Linked DNA regions of Homo sapiens: region 2 is linked to region 1. Evidence: chromatin contacts called from ENCODE Hi-C or POLR2A ChIA-PET data. All regions are on one chromosome and are shown on one strand. Each heading gives the region's core, a stretch centred on a gene start or an enhancer-like site at or near the end of the contact. The rest is flanking DNA. Distances are from core to core; before and after follow the strand shown. Region 1 holds the start of CREBL2 (cAMP responsive element binding protein like 2). Region 2 holds the start of GPRC5A (G protein-coupled receptor class C group 5 member A).

Region 1 (4,225 bases), core at 781-3,280:
GTAGGCCAAAACAAAAACAACAGTAAAAACAAGCTCACTGACTTTATTAAATGAGGACACAGCCAGTTATTTTTAAAATAACTTTATTGAGATATAATCCACTCATTTAAAGTGGTTTAACTACAGTTAAACTACAATTTAGTGGTTTTTAATATATTCACAGGATGTGCAACCATCACCAAAATCAATTTTAGATAATTTTCTTTTCTTCTTTTTTTTTTTTTTTTTTTTTGAGTCGGAGTTTCGCTCTTGTTGCTCAGGCTGGAGTGCAATGGCACGGTCTCAACTCACTGCAACCTCCGCCTCCTGGGTTTAAGCCATTCTCCTGCCTCAGCCTCCCACGTAGCTGGGATTACAGGTATGCTCTCCCAGGCCTGGCCAACTTTGTATTTTTAGTAGAGATGGGTTTCTCCATGTTGGTCAGGCTGGTCTCGAACTCCTGACCTCAGGTGATCAGCCCACCTCGGCCTCCCAAAGTGCTGGGATTACAGGCGTGAGCCACCATGCCCGGCTGAATTTTAGATCATTTTCATCACCTCAAAAAGAAACCCAGTACTCATTAACCGTCACTCTCCTTTCCAGGATCCCTCCATCCCTGCCATTCTTCAACCCTAGCCCTTGGCAACCACTAATGGATTTTTTGGTCTATTTAGATGTGCCTGTTCCAGACACTTCATTATAAATGGAATCATACAATATGTGGCCTATTGTGTCTGGCTTTTTTCACTTCACATAAAGTTTTCAAGGTTCAGACATATTGAAGTGTGTATATCCCTTCATTTTTTTTCATTGCTGAATAATATTTCTTTCCTTTTTTTTTGAGACAGAGTCTTGCTCTGTTGCCCAGGCTGGAGTGCCGTGATCACAGCTCACTTCAGCCTCCAACTCCAGGGCTCAAACGATCCTCCCACCTGGGCCTCCCGAGTGGCTAGGACTACAAGCACCACCACCACACCCAAGTAATTTTTAAATTTTTTGTAACACACCCAACTAATTTTTAATTTTTTTTGTAGAGACTGCATCTTACTATATGGGTCTTCTTCCTTCTTCTTTCTTCTTCCTTCTTCTCCTTCTTCTTCCTTCATCGTTCTTCTTCCTTCTTTCATTCTTCTTCTTCTTTTTTTTTTTTTTAAATACAGTGTCTGGCTCTGTCGCCCAGGCTGGAGTGCAGTGGTACAATCTTGGCTTATTGCAGCCTCTGCCTCCCAGGCCCAAGTGATCCTCTCATGTCAGCCTCCCCAGTAACTGGGATTACAGGCATGTGCCACCACACTCGACTAATTTTTGTATTTTTTTGTAGAGACAGGTTTTGCTATGTTGCCCAGGCTGGTCTCGAACTCTTGGGCTAAAGCAATCCTCCCGCCTCGGCCTCCCAACGTGCTGGGATTACAGGCGTGACCCACCACCCCTGGCCAGTATTTCTTAATTTGTATAGTCCACACTGGTTTATCCATTCATCCAGTAAAGGACATTTGCGTTGTTTCCACTTTTTGACTATTATGAATAATGCTGCTAGGAAAGAACATTTATATACAAGTTTTTGTGTAGTCACTCGTTTTAATTTCTCTTGGGTATGGGAGTGGCCAATATTCTGAAGAACTGCCAAATTTCTTCCCAAAGTAGCTGCACTATTTTACATACTTAGTTTTTGTTTTTCGTTTTTTTTTAAATAAAGAACCTTTAGGGTTTCCTCAGCGTCCCAGAGGAGGGCCTGCTTCCGGCACCCCGCCTTCAGGGCTGCCTCCGCAGAGCACCAAACTCCCGTCCCCGCCATTCCAGGCCCTGGCACTTAGGAGCCAAAACCTCAGGTCAGGCGCACTTTGGGCCTCCAGCCCAGCCCCGCCTCCTCAGCGCTAGCTAGTAGGCAAAAGGAAAACAGCTGCCCCTTAATGAGGCTATGTGGACATCGTAGTTTTTTTTCCAGTCAGTAGCGCAGAGACTGTGATAAGAAAAATCACAATTCCCAGAATGCCGCGGTGCTACGGCAGCCGAAGGGGCCATTCCGTGTGCAGCGCTCCCGCCCACCCTCCGGTCTCGGCGGCTCTCCAGAGCGTCTGTAAACACCCAGAGACTGTCATGGAGGGGGAGGAGGAGGCGGCGGCGGCGAAGGGAGGCGTTTGGGGCCGCCTCCAGGGTCCGCTCTGCCATTCCTGAACTGGTCCCTCGTCCCCGTGACTCTGGCATCAGGGAAGCGAACTGTTAGGCGAGAGGAGGAGGCAGCCAGAACCATATCCCCTTCTTCCTCGGGGCGGGGGCCGGGCCAGGCCGGCTGAGCCGGGGGAGGGCTCCGGGAGGGAGTGCCTGGCCAGGCCGGCCTGTCTGCCGCGATGGATGACAGTAAGGTAAGTCTTGTGGTTTGCACGCGCCGCCGCCTTCTTGTCGCTCAATGCTAGTCCCGCGGCTGAACCTCCGCTATGTAGTCCACGCCAACACCCAAGAGACACCTGCCTAAAACATCCCTGCGCCTCTCCAGTCCACTGCCCGATGGTACCCAGCCAGGAAATCAGGGAACACCGGGGCTGCGTTTTTCCAGGAAGGGCCCTCTCTGGAAATTTTTCACTCCCAGGGCGTTTGCTAGCTTTCCAGGTAGTGCAACCCCTAGTCCTTAACTTGCCTGTCGAGATAAGAAACTACTGTACTTTTTCTTCTTGCACTTTTTTGCTGCCTCCTCTCTCCAGTTTGGAGACTTTAGTGCACGCTGAACCAGCCTTATTCCCCTTGACGATTCCCCTTCTCTCAGGCTCCCTTACTCAATGCCCCATTCATATAATCAGTTCACTCCCCCTCTGAGCTATTTCCTGTGGTTGGTTGGAACACCGCTAAGCTCCTGTTGCTATTTGGCCAGTGTGGAGTTTAACCTCCACTAGAAAGCCTTCTCTAAAAAAATACTGATTTTCCTCTTGTTAACTTTAATAGCCCATCACCATCCAATTTCCCTGTCCAAATCACTTACTTTATGATTATAAAATAATAGATAATGTTCATTATTGGTTAATCCAAATAGTTTATCTATGTATAGCCTTTTTGTCTTTATTTATTAATTGAGACGGAGTTTCGCTCTTGTCGCCCAGGCTGGAGTGCAATGGCGCGATCTCGGCTCACCACAACCTCCGCCTCCCGGGTTCAAGCGATTCTCCTGCCTCAGCCTCCCGAGCAGCTGGGATTACAGGCATGCACCACCATGCCCGGCTAATTTTGTATTTTTGGTAGAGATGGGGTTTCTCCATGTTGGTCAGGCTGGTCTCGAACTCCCAATCTTAGGTGTCCGCTCGCCTCGGCCTCCCAAAGTGCTGGGATTACAGGCGTGAGCCACCGCGCCTGGCCGCCTTTCTCTCTTTACATCTACCCACATTAGTGTTGTTTAGTTTTATTTCCTGAAGATAGGGATGGTCAAAGATTTGTTTATTGATGTTTCAGGTTGTTTTGGATTTGGACTTTTTTATTTTAAGGAATCAGACTTCTAAAATTTGCCAGTTTTTAAAGTAAAAACCGTCCTTCTTTGTGCTTCTCAGCGTCTTCTGTTTCACAGTCTTTGGCATACTCTTTACGATAGCTTTGTCCTTTGTTTGGGTGTCTTTTTTTGCTGCTGCTGCAGTTTTTGTTTCACATATCCTCAGAGAGATTCAAAAAATTTCCAACTTCTCTGTGTTCCTTGTTTTATTCTTTCCTTCTTGTTTTCTCTTCCTCTTCATGTAGAAGGCTGTGAGGAAGTGACAGATGGAAGGGAAAGCCCAGTGCAGTACTCTGGAATTGTTACTCACCTAGAGGAACGGATTGCTTGTGAAGTAGTAAACCCCTCTTAATAGGAAGTGGTATTTCCAAGACAGAAGGGGGGCGAGTTTCAGGAAGCTATCAGCTCATAAGAGTGCTTAATATGCTCAGTACACACATTAATTCCCTTGACAAGAATCTTGCCCTTGTTTGTTTACAACAATGCAACAGAATGCGGGATAACATTGTAGACTCTTCAGTTTTACTATAGTAACATTCGTGGGGTATGATATTGGGGAAGTGGTATTTCCAAGACAGAAGGGTAGCGTTCTAAAAGTTTTCCAGAAAAATCAGCAAGTAATTTTTTTTTTTTTTTGCTTTGAATATTTCTTTGGGGAGGGGACATCACACTTCTTTCTTTTTTCTTTTTTTTCTTTTTTTTTTTTTTTTTTTTGAGACGGAGTCTCCGCTGTATCGCCCAGGCTGGAGTACAGTGGCACGATCTCGGCTCACT
Region 2 (4,173 bases), core at 1,103-3,602, 280 kb after region 1:
AGGGGGTGTAGAGATAGGGTAGGATCCCCAAAACCACATCATCTTTGTTCTTTCACCATCCTCAGACTTGACGTCTTTTGCTCGATGTCATGAAACTCACCCTAGACATGGTGATTCAGACTCCGTGCTGGAAGAGCCACCAGGGACAACTAGTCCTCACTATCCAGTGTGGTAGCCACAAGCCACACACACTTTTTGAGCAATGGAAATGTGGCTGGTCCACACTGACAGGTGCTTTAAATATAAAAGACACACTGGGTTTTTGAGGATATAGTTGGAAACCAAAGAAGTAAAATAGCCCCTTAATATTTTTAAAAATATTGATTACATGTTGAAATGATCATATTTGGGATCATATTTGGGTAAAAAATATACAGTGTTATTAAAATTAATTTTCCTGTTTCTTTGTACTTCTTTTAATGTGGCTAGAAATTTAACATGACATATGTGGGCCAGGTGTGGTGGCTCCCACCTGTAATCCTAGCACTTTGGAAGGCCAAGGCTGGAGGATGGCATGAACCCAGGAGTTTGAGACCAGCATGTGCAACACAGCGAGACCTTGTCTCTATAAATAATAAAAAGAATTACTTGGGAGGCTGAGGCGGGAAGACTGCTTGAGCCTGGGAGGTAAAGGCTTACAGTGAGCCATGATGGTATCACTGCACCCCAGCCTGGGTGACAAAGTGAGAGTGTCTCAAACAAGAAACAAACAAAAAAATTAGCCAGGTGTGGTAATGCACACATGTGGTCCTGGGTGCTTGGGAGGCTGAGGTGGAAGGATAGCTTGAGCCTGGGTGATTGAGGCTGCAGTGAGCCGATTGTGCCATTGTACTCCAGCCTGGGTGACGGCGAGACCTTGTCTAAAAAAGAAAAAACACACAAAAAATAAAAAACAAATGTGGCTTATGTTTGTGGCTTGAATTATAGTTCTATTGTACAATGGTAGTCTAGTTCAACTTCTTGAACAGACGAGAACGCTGGGGTCCGGAGAGAAGCCCTGACTTAGCGGATGGCACACACTATAAAGCACTGTCATTTGCAGTCCCACCAGTCTCTCAGTACCCACCCCCACTCTGCCACACACACCCCTGGGAGTCTTAGGTGTGAAATGGGTGGACTCACAGACCCCTGGGCTGCATACCTCAAAGTGTTCCAACACTCAAGGCACTGCCTGTGGTTTTTTGGGAGTGAAATAAAAACCTAACAATGGTGGGGTCACAGTCTCCAGTAGGTCACATTTTAAAAGCACTTTAGGCTCTGGAGACTTGGGGTGTGGGGAGAAGTGAAGAGAAAGCTGGGGAGCCCTGGGCCTTCCCCCATTTCTTCATATGCAGAATAATCCAGATTAGTTTACCAAGCGCGCTGATAACCACTTTAAAAACAGAGTCCCTCCTGCCTCCCCGTGGCATGGGGTAGAACCTGGCTTGAGCCCCGACACAGGCGGGCAGCCACTCCAGGATCGTTCCACACGTAAACAAAGACGAGTTTCGGTCCGATTGGCTTGATCCTGGAAGAGGAGTGGGCAGTGGAGGGAGGGGAAACCAGGCACCAAAGCAAATTCCTTCATTTCATAATTTCATCTGGCGCCCCCGTTCAATCAGCCTGCATTGTCGAGGCTTTAGGAGAGGCAGTTAGGAAAGGAGAGATACTGATCTCTCAGCCCCAGGGCAGCACTAATGGTGCCTGTCTAGACTCTGACAGGTGGAGCTGCTGAGCTAACTACGGACCTGGTGGGGGAAGTTTTCCTTGGCTTTCACGTGGCTTTGGCTGGGGAGCCCTGAGAAGGTGGCTGCCTCCTTTTTCTGAAGCCTGGCTTCCCATACGGCAGTGGCTGGGGGAGAGTGATGGAGAGAAAGGCTAAGCTAAGGTCAAAGAAAGTGGAGGAAGGCTGGCTTGTCCCGCTGGACTTGACGGCGGAGCTGCTGCAATCTCGCGGGCTGGGCCCTTGCCCCGGGTGGACCCGAGTGCCTGCGGGGAGGCGGGTGTGGCTCCCCCGGGAGGTGACAGCTGGCGGGGCCCGTAAGGAGCTGGTCTGCTCCGGCTCCCCTCTCGTAGCCGGCGCCCTGGGACCAGCGCGTGAGCACGTCTCGGAGGAGTCCGATGCGCTGGGCAGGGCCGGGTGGTCACCCCCGCCCAGCTTCCAGGGGTGACTGTGCCTCTGACGTCAGACGGTTTTTGGGTCATTCCCTGGCACGGGGACTTTATTTTCATAACAGCATGAAGTGCCGTGGAACTGGAATAGGCGTGTCCTCTCCCTCGACCCTCCCCCTCCTTGTCCCTCTGCTCACCCCTCGCTCGTTCCCTCCCTCCGGCGAGGGCCGCCTTTATAACAACTGCTCAGAGTGCGAGGGCGGGATAGCTGTCCAAGGTCTCCCCCAGCACTGAGGAGCTCGCCTGCTGCCCTCTTGCGCGCGGGAAGCAGCACCAAGTTCACGGCCAACGCCTTGGCACTAGGGTAAGTGAGGCGCCAGGAGCCCAGAGCGCTGGGGCCTCCGGATTTAAATCGTCTGGGGAGAGCGGGGCGTTGGGAGGGGTGGGATAGAAGAGGAGAGAAATCCTGGTAATGGAATACAGTTGGCTATGAGAAAAAAATTCCCTAGGAAACAGTTCCTCTAGTTTAACAACTCAGATTTTTTTTTTTTTTTTTCCCCTTTGCGGGTTTCCTAGGCTAAGATAGAGGCAGAGAGCAAAGAGATAATCAGGGTAATAGTTTCTGCTCGGACACATTCTACAAACTTTGAGTAGATGGAATCCGGCCAGGCAGGAGGTGAGCAGCTCTGGGATCACTCTGCAGGAAAAGAATAGAGGGAGAAAGATCTCAGAGGACCCGAAGGTACTGGGAGTGGAGGGGGAGTGGGAAACAAGGGGCAGGGGCAGGAGGGAGGACACGGTGACAGCTACTATTTTACCCAGATGCTGCAAAAAGCCCTTCTGAGTTTTGGGAATTAGATCTAGAAGCCCATCCCTTTTCTCTTGATGTGTGGGCGGTCAGTTCCACTCTGGTGTGCCTTGAGTTGCTCAGAAACCTGGGACAGATGAAAGTTGAATGTGCGCTGAGAGTGCACCTTCCACTACCGACTTTATGGATAGGATTTGGGAATAGCATAGATGCTGTTCCATCTGGTCCCTTAAACATCCATGGGGAAGGCTGGCAAATAGCTTTATTTTATTTTTTGAGATGGAGTTTCACTCTTGTTGCCCAGGCTGGAGTACAATGTTGCGATCTCAGCTCACCGCGACCTCCACCTCCCGGGTTCAAGCGATTCTCCTGCCTCAGACTCCCGAGTAGCTGGGATTACAGGCATGCACCACCACTCCTGGTTAATTTTGTATTTTTAGTAGAGACGGGGTTTCCCCATGTTGGTCAGGTTGGTCTCAAACTCCCGACCTAAGGTGATCTGCCCGCCTCAGCCTCCCAAAGTGCTGGGATTACAGGTGTGAGCCCCCGCGCCCGGCCACAGATAGCTTTAAACATCCATGGGAAAGGCTAGCTAACAGCTGAAACCTGCTCAGAATCAAGGAATTTGAAGGACTTTCCATTCCTGACTTCTTTCCATTCCTGATTGTCTCCTCAGAGGCTTGTGTAAACACCACACCTGTTGAAGGGTTCGGCCGAATCAGCCACTGCTGTGGGTTCATTCCTGAAGGGGAACACTTCAGCTACTTCAGACACAATGGGCTAGGGACCACGGGAGGGGTGAGGGCGGAGGGGGCACACACCCTCCAGGTTTGCATGCCGGTGTCTGCTAGGTGAGGGAAGGAATGAGGGGAAGGAAGGGCCGGGAGAGGCGCTACGTGGGAAACAAGGGACCTCTCCAAGGGCGTGGAGAGGTGAGTGCCTCAAGGGCAGAATGGAATGAGCAGAACCCTTTGGTTTCCCGGGAAGAGCTCTCAACCTTGAGTCAGGAAGACTGATTTCTCCTCCCAGCTCCGCAGGAACATGGAACTGTGATCAGGCAAGGGGCTGGGCCTGAGTTCCTCATAGGGGTCTTGGGGAGGCCCCCAGTTTCCCCTCCTGTGTTTCGATTCTGGCCCCTCTCCATCTGCACACGTCGCCTTGGAAGTTCCCTTTAGAACTGGCTTTTTTGTATTCTAGTCTTGAATGGTAATCGAAGACAACAGGGTATGAAGAACAATTTTGACGGCGTGATTTTATTCTTCTCATTCTGGGTC

What was found. Hi-C counts contacts between places; a loop is a spot of excess contacts on that map. ChIA-PET counts read pairs that join two places held with the same protein, here RNA polymerase II (POLR2A). Pooled maps may share reads with other maps.
Region 2: a loop to region 1 is called in a pooled map, with 2.2 times the contacts of the local background. The contact joins the promoter of GPRC5A here to the promoter of CREBL2 in region 1. A Hi-C loop is called at or near these places in 1 of 50 pooled maps. POLR2A ChIA-PET finds 5 or more read pairs at or near these places in 3 of 52 experiments (HEK293, MCF 10A and OCI-LY7).

What each region holds. Positions count from the first base shown.
Region 1 is chr12:12,609,846-12,614,070 of GRCh38, forward strand. CREBL2 (cAMP responsive element binding protein like 2) reads left to right here and starts at 2,031. Exons shown (of 4, transcript NM_001310.4): 1 at 2,031-2,342. The coding sequence starts at 2,328. RefSeq lists enhancers at 1,400-2,151, 1,745-1,824, 1,875-1,924 and a silencer at 2,085-2,384.
Region 2 is chr12:12,889,210-12,893,382 of GRCh38, forward strand. It overlaps GPRC5A (G protein-coupled receptor class C group 5 member A), which reads left to right and starts at 2,353. Exons shown (of 4, transcript NM_003979.4): 1 at 2,353-2,455.